2 separate regions of the Homo sapiens genome follow, and region 2 is linked to region 1. A link is an interaction called in ENCODE POLR2A ChIA-PET data of the cell type or tissue named here. Cell type or tissue: Panc1. All regions are shown on one strand. Each heading gives the region's core, and the rest is flanking DNA. Links, peaks and the distances in the headings are about the cores only.

Evidence for each region. Peaks named below come from ENCODE experiments on the same cell type or tissue, not always from the same donor. Only the 100,000 strongest peaks of a DNase experiment are listed, where the experiment ranks them.
Region 2: POLR2A ChIA-PET joins it to region 1 with 10 read pairs; 14 of 35 experiments call an interaction of 5 or more read pairs at or near these places.

What each region holds. Positions count from the first base shown.
Region 1 is chr14:35,372,419-35,376,810 of GRCh38, reverse strand. No RefSeq gene overlaps it. Among named protein-coding and RNA genes, the nearest start is that of NFKBIA, 30 kb to the left of the region's middle. RefSeq lists an enhancer at 1-228. In Panc1, for the core only: no CTCF peak of the experiment used is centred there; a DNase peak (open chromatin) is centred at 2,320; H3K27ac peaks cover 2,417 bases.
Region 2 is chr14:35,314,841-35,319,232 of GRCh38, reverse strand. It overlaps PSMA6 (proteasome 20S subunit alpha 6), which reads right to left. Exons shown (of 7, transcript NM_002791.3): 7 at 1,740-1,984. The coding sequence ends at 1,927. PRORP-PSMA6 (PRORP-PSMA6 readthrough) reads right to left here. Exons shown (of 15, transcript NR_182666.1): 15 at 1,762-1,984. Among named protein-coding and RNA genes, the nearest start is that of PSMA6, 25 kb to the right of the region's middle. In Panc1, for the core only: no CTCF peak of the experiment used is centred there; no DNase peak of the experiment used is centred there.

The DNA.
Region 1 (4,392 bases), core at 156-4,155:
TTGGCCATGTGACTGGCTTTGGCCAATGGGACTCTTCGGAGGCATGACACAAGATGAGCCTTGATAAGCGCTTGCACCTTATGTCTGTTCTCTCAGATCACTCCCTCCAAGCCTGGTTGCCATGCAGTAAGGAAGTCCTGGCTAGCCAGCACAGGAAGAAGGACAGAGCTCCCAGCTCAGTGCAGGCACATGAGCAATACTCGTGAAGCCAAAGAACCTCCCTGCCAACGCACAGGATCATGAGAAACAATCAAGGTTGTTTTAAGCCACTGAGTTTTTGGCTGGTTTATTACACAGCAATAGGTAACTGAAACACATGGGAATGTGGACGCAGTAGGATGCTAAGGCAGAAATTAAAATACAAAGGAAGATGTTCATCGTAATCGAGACTTTGTAAAATGCATGCCTATACCACAAACCAGGATTAGAAGCTACTTTAAAATTAAATAAAGTGCCTGCTGCTCATTGGGTTACTTTTTAAAGTATATATTTCTTTAAAAGTGCTGTAAGAAACTTCAAAAAGCCAGTCATAGCTCCTGCTATCAAGAACTTCCAGTCATTGGGAAAAGTAATGCCAGGGAGCTCTTAAGAACAGTGCTGGTGACTCCCAGCCCAGAGAGGGACTGCCTGGATAGGAGAGGTTCTGGGGCTAGCGGAAGGCCAGTGCAGCTTGCAGGAGAAGCAACCTATATGTTCTTTTTATTGAAAAGTGTCTCTCCATAAGGAAGGAGCTCCACCATCGAACAGAATGAATGTGTGTGTGTGTGTGTGTGTGTGTGTGTGCGCGCGCGTGTGACTCTATCCTCGGGAAAGCCCCCAGTCCTGAGCCTGGTGGTTGAGACAGGACTGGGCTCTGCCTCCAGGCTCACAGGGCCTTTTTGGGACCCAGTGACAAGTCTTGAACTCTCAGCTCTTCAAGTCAGCTTCAGACCAAACCATGCTGGGCTTGCCCTCAGCAAGTGGGTGACACGATATGACATGCAGTGCTGGATGTTCTGCAGTTAGTTGAGCTCTCGCTGGCTGAAATATACCATATGTGAGCTGTGCGTGAAATTAGGAAAATTACAGCATTGGTAAGGAAGGCATGACATCTGGGAAAGTACCTTTTTTTTTTTTTTTTTTTTGAGATGAAGTGTTGCTCTTTGTTCCCCAGGCTGGAGTGCAATGACATGATCTCCACTCAGTGCAACCTCTGCCTTCCAGGTTCAAGTGATTCTCCTGCCTCAGCCTCCTGAGTAGCTGGGATTACAGGCATGTGCTACCATGCCCAGCTAATTTTTGCATTTTTAATAGAGATGGGGTTTCACCATGTTGGCCAGACTGGTCTCGAATTCCTGACCTCACATGATCCACCTGCCTTGGCCTCTCAAAGTGCTGGGATTACAGGTGTGAGCCACCTCACCCGGCCTGGAAAGTACTTTAAAAAAAAAAAAAAAAACTTGGCCAGGTGTAGTGGCTCACACCTGTAATCCCAGCACATTGGGATGCCGAGGCGGGCAGATCACGAGGTCAAGAGTTCGAGACCAGCCTGGCCAACATGGTGAAACTCCAGCTCTACTAAAAATACAAAAATTAGCTGGGCATGGTGGCGTGCACCTGTAGTCCCAGCTACTTGGGAGGCTGAGGCAAGAGAATCGCTTGAACCCGGGAGGCAGAGGTTGCAGTGAGCCAGGATTGTGCCACTGCCCTCCAGCCTGGCGAGAGAGCAAGACTCCGCCTCAAAAACAAACAAACAAACAAACAAAAAAACCCTTAGGTAATTTGGCAAAACAAGCTACTATAAAGACATTCCATCCTTTCAATTTCTTGACTATAGTGTTCATATACATTTTATATACATTTATAAGCTCAAATGAATATTAATAATATCAATATTAAATTAATAATGAATATTAATAAAAAACTAGGATGCCATTGATCATGCTGTGTGCGAAAGTTTGGCTGGGATTTTATGACCTATTTAGAGGCAAATTTTCTGTTAGCACTATTGTGTCTGGTTCATGAGATGAACTAATAGTTATTTCCTGGTGTTTCAGGTAGCCCTGGCTACCTGGCCCCAGCTAGTCTGCCATCCTCTCGCAGAAGCACATCATGTAATTCAGCCATTCCAGACCCAATCACTTCTGAAAAAGTGGGAGCACTGTTTCTGCCAACCCAGAGTCTTTTGTAACTGAGCCCGGGTCTCCTGCAGAGAGAGTTACGCAGGGAGATCTTGGTTCGATCTGACTCTTTAAAGGGAAGAACACTGTGTTTGCGACACTTCTGGTCCTCCTTGTGAAATGAAGTGCTGAGTCACCTCTATGAGGAATTCCTGTAATGAGCTTCCTAGATTTCCCAAGCCTCCTTTTATATTCATTTTTCCTTGATTAAGAAATGAGTGCAGGCCGGGTGTGTTGGCTCATGCCTGTAATCCTAGCACTTCGGGAGGCCAAGGAGGGAGGATCACTTGAGCTCAAGTGTTCGAAACCAGCCTGGGTCACATGGTGAAACCCCATCTCTACAAAAAATACAAAAGAATTAAAAGAATTAGCTGGGTGTGGTGGTACATGACTGTAGTCCCAGCTACTTGGGAGGCTGATGCAGGAGAATTGCTTGAACCTGGGAGATAGAGGCTGCAGTGAGCTGAGATTGTGCCACCGCACTCCAGCCTGGGTGACAGAGCGAGACCCTGTCTCAAAAAAAAAAAAAAAATGGTAGCCTAGTCAATATCACAGAAGGTAGGGAGACATAGGTGTTAACAGCTGGGACTCCTTCAGGTGCAGCACAGGGGGCTTTGAAACAGAACCTGTCTCTTTCTCTCTCTCTCTCTTTTTTTTTTTTTTTCTTGAGACGGAGTTTCACTCTTGTTGCCCAGGCTGGAGTGCAGTGGCACGATCTCAGCTCACTGCAACCTACACCTCCCAGGTTCAAGCAATTCTCCTGCCTCAGCCTCCTGAGTAGCTGGGATCACAGGCACGTGCCATCACGCCCGGCTAATTTTTGTATTTTTAGTAGAAATGGGGTTTCACCGTATTGGCCAGGCTGGTCTCGAACTCCTGGTCTCAGGTGATCCACCTGCCTCAGCTTCCCAAAGTGCTGGGATTATAGGCGTGAGCCACCGCGCCTGTCCTCTATCTCTTTCTTTTTTCTTTTTTTTTTTTTGAGACAGAGTCTCACTCTGTCACCCAGGCTGGAGTGCAATGGCACAATCTCTGCTCACTGCAACCTCCGCCTTCCGGGTTCAAGCGATTCTCCTGCCTCAGCCTCCTGAGTAGCTGGGATTACAGGCGCACACCACCACGCCTGGCTAATTTTTGTAATTTTGGTAGAGCCGGAGTTTCACCATGTTGGTCAGGCTGGTCTCGAACTCCTGACCTCGTGATCCACCCACCTCGTGATCTGCCTGCCTCAGCCTCCCAAAGTGCTAGGATTACAGACATGAGTCACCGCGCCTGGCCTCTCTCCCTCCCTCCCTTTTCTTTTCTTTTCTTTTCTTTTCTTTCTCTTTCTTTCTTTCTTTCTCTTTCTTTCTTTCTTCCTTCCTTCCTTTCTTTCTTTTTCTTTCTCTTTCTCTCTTTCTCTTTCTTTTTTCTTCTTTTTCTTTTTTTTTTTTTTTAGATATGAGGTCTACACTATGTTGCCCAGGCTGGTCTTGAACTCTTGGGCTCAAGCAATCCTCCTGCCTGTGCCTCCCAAAATTCTGGGATTACAGGCATGAGCCACCACACCTGGTCCAGAACCTGCCCTTTCTATTTGCTAAAGGCTCCATTCATAGACGCAGGAAAGACTGCTGGCCAGGACCCTTCCCTGGGAAAAGAGGGGCCAGCTGCATACACAGTGTTGACTTTCTGCCCAAATGGTCTGCTTCAAAAGTCCACTTTGTCTCAATGGGAACTTTTAGTTCTGACTGCTCAGTGCCCCAGGCCTCTGATATCCTGATGAGGGGAAGGCACTAGTTACTACTGTTTCTGGCTTGCTAGTCCTGCACCTTGGCTTGCCTTCCAGCCTCATTGTTTTTGTTTTGTTTGAGACAGGGTCACACGCCATCTCCCAGGCTGGAGTGCAGTGGTGCAATCATGTCTCACTGTGGCAGCCTCAACCTTGCAGGCTCAAGCAATTATCCTATCTCAGCCTCCTGAGTAGCTGGGACTACAGGTGCATGCCACCACACCTGGCATTGTAGACACAGGGTCCCACTATGTTGCCCAGGCTGGTCTAGAACTCCTTGGCTCAAGCAATCCTCCTGCCTTTGCCTCCCAAAGTGCTGGGATTACAGGTGTGAGCCACCGTGTCCTGGCCCAGCCTCATTGTTGTGCAGTCTGAACAACCAAGCTCCTGGTGAGAATTCCATGACCCACCCTCCAGCAGGCAGCAACAGGGGTGGGCCCAGGGTCCAGCTGGACGCATTCCTTA
Region 2 (4,392 bases), core at 157-4,156, 58 kb after region 1:
TGCTAAGTTTTTATATTTTTGGTAGAGACAGGGTTTCACCTTGTTGCCCAGGCTGGTCTTGAACTCCTGAGCTCAAGTGATCTGCCCGGCTAAGCCTCCCGAAGTGTTGGGGTTACAGGTGTGAGCCAGCACGCCTGGTGCTGGCTATGAAATGTCTTAAGCCAAGTAAACTTGTACCAGTGTCAACAAAATGACTAAAGCTACAATGTGAAGATGGTGAATATTTGTCTGCATATACCAAAGGCTTAATACTTAAAATTGGAGGCAAACCACAATGAGACATCACCTCACTAGTTAGAATAACTATTATCAAAAAGACAAAACATAAGAAGTGTTGAGGATGCAGAGAAAAGGGAACCCTTACAATTAAGGGAAATGTACATGAGTACAGCCATTATGGAAAACAGTATGAACGTTCCTAAAAAAATTAAACAGAATTACTCTATGACCCAACAACTGCACTCCTTGGTATGTATTCAAAGGAAGTGAAATCCGTATGTTGAAGAGGTATCTGCAATCCCATGTTTATTGCAGGACTATACACAATAGCCAAGATATAACTGACTTAAGTGTTCAAAGTGAATGAATGGATAAAGAAAATGTGATATATATACACAAAGGAACACTATTCAGCTATTAAAAAGAATGAAATCCTGTTATTTATAACATGAATGAACCTAGAGGACAATACATTAAGTGAAAATAAGCCAGATACAGAAAGACAAATGCCACATTTTCACTTACATGCCAAGTCTAAAAACGTTGATCTATAAGTAGTGAATAGTACATAGAACAGTGGTTACCAGGGACTGGAGGTGGTAGTGGGAGGGATGGGGAGAAGGTGGTGAACAGCTAAAAAGTTACAATTAGACAGGAGGGGCCCAGTGCAGTGACTTACACCTGTAATCCCAGCACTTTGGGAGCCTGAGATAGGACTGTTCGAGGCCAGGAGTTTAAGACTAGCCTGGGTGACATAGGGAGACCCCTATGTCAATATTTTAAAAGATAAAAAATTAGCCAGGCCTGGTGATGCATGTCTGTAGTCTTAGCTACTTGGGAGGCTAAGGTGGGAGGACTGCTTAACCCCAGGTATTTAAGGTTGCAGTGAGCTATGAGCACGCCTGCCACTGCACTCCAGCCTGGGTGAGATCAAGTACCTGTCTCAAAAAAGAGAAAAAAGGAGTAAGATTTGGTATCCTATTGCACAGCAGAGTGACTACAGTCAACAGTAAGGTACTGTGGACCCAGGCACTGTGGCTCATGCCTGTAACCCCAGCATGTTGGGAGACTGAGGCAGAAGGATCGCTTAATGCTAGCCAGGAGTCTGAGACCAGCCCACGCAACATAGTAAGACCCCAACTCTACAAAAAAATAATAAAATTAGCTGGGTACAATGGTGTACACCTGTAGTACCAGCTACTAAGGAGGCTGAGGTGAGAGGATTACTTAACAAGGGAGTTCAAGGCTGCAGTGAGCCATAATCATGGCACTGCACTCTAGCTTGGGCAATAGAGCAAGATCTTGTTTTAAAAAACAAAAAACTAATAAGGTATTGTGTACCTCAAAATAGCTAGAGGAGAGGATTTTAAATGTTCTCACCACAAAAACACCGTGTTTCAGGTGATGGATATGCTAATCACCCTAATTTGATCATTATAATGTATACATGTATCGAAACATCACATTGCACCCCATAAATATGTACATTAGGTGTCAAAAATAAATTTTAAAATAGGAGGTGAAAACAACAGGATGCAATTATTTTCCAAAAGCCTTGTTTTTATTTATATAGAGTCCTAACCACTTCGGTGGTAGGAGGAGTGGGAGAGGCTCCTTTTTCAATCCAGGGACCTCCATGATGTTGGTTTGTTGTTACCAAACACACAGGTAAGTGGCATCACGGATCTGGTAAACTAACGACAATGTTTAGTCTCTCTCTGCTAGAGCAACAAGGTGAGCATCAATCTCTGCTTCTGTAAGAATCCTAGAAGGCAAAAGGGGGAAAAAAACAACGATTTAAAAAAAATTTTTTCAAACACACGTAAAAGTGGGATAGTATAATAAACTCCCATATACCTATCAACCTACTTTAACAATTATCAATTTATAAACCAATCTTTAAAAAATCTATACACACACTTATCTTCCCTCAGATTATTTTGAAGGAATTCCCAGATATTATACCACCTTCACCTATACACAAAAATGTTTACTTTGACATCAGATTTAGAATTGTATCTTGAAAATAAAATTCTTTAGTTGCAGCTAAGATAGAAAATATTTCAATTGAATAACATAAATAAAGCTAAACTATAAAGTATTCTATTTAGCTTCTATGTCAAAATGCATTTATTTTTTATTTTTTTTGAGACAGAGTCTTGCTCTGTCACCCAGGCTGGAGTGCAGTGGCGTGATCTCGGCTCACTGCAAGCTCTGCCTCCCAGGTTCAAACGATTCTTCTGCCTCAGCCTCCTGAGTAGCTGGGACTACAGGCATGTGCCACTATGCCCAGCTAATTTTTCTATTTTTAGTAGAGATGGGGTTTCACCATATTGGACAGGCTGGTCTGGAACTCCTGACCTCGTGACCCGCCTGCCTCAGCCTCCCAAAGTGCTGGGATTACAGGCGTGAGCCACCTTGCCCAGCCGTCAAAATACATTTATATGTAGTATAACTGAAATTTATGTCAGCTCAAAGATAAAAATTCATGAAGAAATTTTAAGCATATTAAAGTGTTCAGATTCAGAAGTTCATGAAAATAAAGTTATAATTCTATGAATAGTCTACCAGCCAGAGAGTGCTCCATGTTGAACATATATTTCCTTTCTCTTTTTTTTTTTTTTTTTTGAGATGGAGTCTGACCCTGTCGCCCAGGCTGGAGTGCAGTGGCACAATCTTGGCTCACTGCAACCTCCGCCTCCCAGGCTCAAGCAATTCTCCTGCCTCAGCCTCCCAAGCAGCTGGGATTACAGGCGTCCACCACCACATCTGGCTAATTTTTGTATTTTTAGTAGAGATGGGGTTTCACCATGTTGGCCAGGCTGGTCTCAAACTCCTGACCTCAAGTGATCTGTCCACTTTGGCCTCCCAAAGTGCTGGGATTACAGGTGTGAGCCACCATGTGTGGCCCTGAACATGTATTTTCTAAATGATGTTTGCCTCGAAAGGAAGCAATTGTTTGGCAACCTTGTTAATGTGACCTATTACTACTAGACTTCTAAAAAGTGAAATTTGTCAAAAGGACATTTTTTAGTGCAACTGAAGGCAATATCAAGCAGTTTAAATAGTTGTTGATGCTTATGCTATGTACTGTAATTATTTACATATATTTACTATCACAGAATTTATAAATGATACAAAGTTTTTTGAAGACAAGATTTTTGATTCCTTACCAATTTAAAAAATAACAAATACAATTTTAAAGGTGGCAGGAAGGTCTCCAAACAGAAAAGAAAACAAGAACTAATTGTAGGTTCCTTAGAGAGATTTTAAGATTATTCTTGCTGAAATTTTTACTTAAAAAAAAAAAAGGCACCTTTTTCAAAAGCAACTTGATCCCTGCCCCCACCCCTCACCCCTACCCCAACCCAAGTTACAAGACTTCTTCCTACGGGAAGAAAAGCTAGGATAGATTCGCTTTTGGTGTTGTCGGTTGTTTTTTTAACAGATGAGGTCTCACTATGTTACCCAGGCTAGAGTGCAGTGGCTATTCACAGGCACTATCATTGCGCACTACAGCTTTCAACTCCAAGGCTCAAGCCATCCTCTTGCCTCAGCCTCCTGAGGAGCTGAGACTACAGATGCATGCCACAGCACCCAGCTGTTTTTTTTTTTTTAAAGTCCTATGAATTTTTCTGAATCTGTCATGTTTATATGACTTATCTGTGGGCAACCAAAAGAACAAATTAGGAAAAAAAAGAACAAACGAAAAACCTCTTCAAGGTCTAGTTAAGCTTAGTTTACCACTCCCGTACCCCACACCACAACCAAGACCATGTGTCTTTATGGTTGTGATCTAAGAATAGATACACATAATAGTTAAAATGCCTCCCAGTAGTTCCTTGTATCTGTCGATTTAACTGCAGTATTTTCATTAAAGATAAGAGCATCCTGGTCCATGGTATATCAACTGCCTCACAGGGCTGCTGGGAGGATTAAATGAGCTGATTATACGAAGCACTCAGTATGGATTTGAATCATGGAAGCTATAAGGCTGATGTGTGGGAGTTAGTCACTTAGTGAGTAAGAACACACACACACACACACACACACACACACACACACATCCAGCAACTGCAAGTCAATTAGCTGTATTCAAAATTTGGGCTTTCCAAAGATCTCTAGATAAGGGTCTGACATATATCAGTAACTCATATTGCTCCTCAAAGTTCT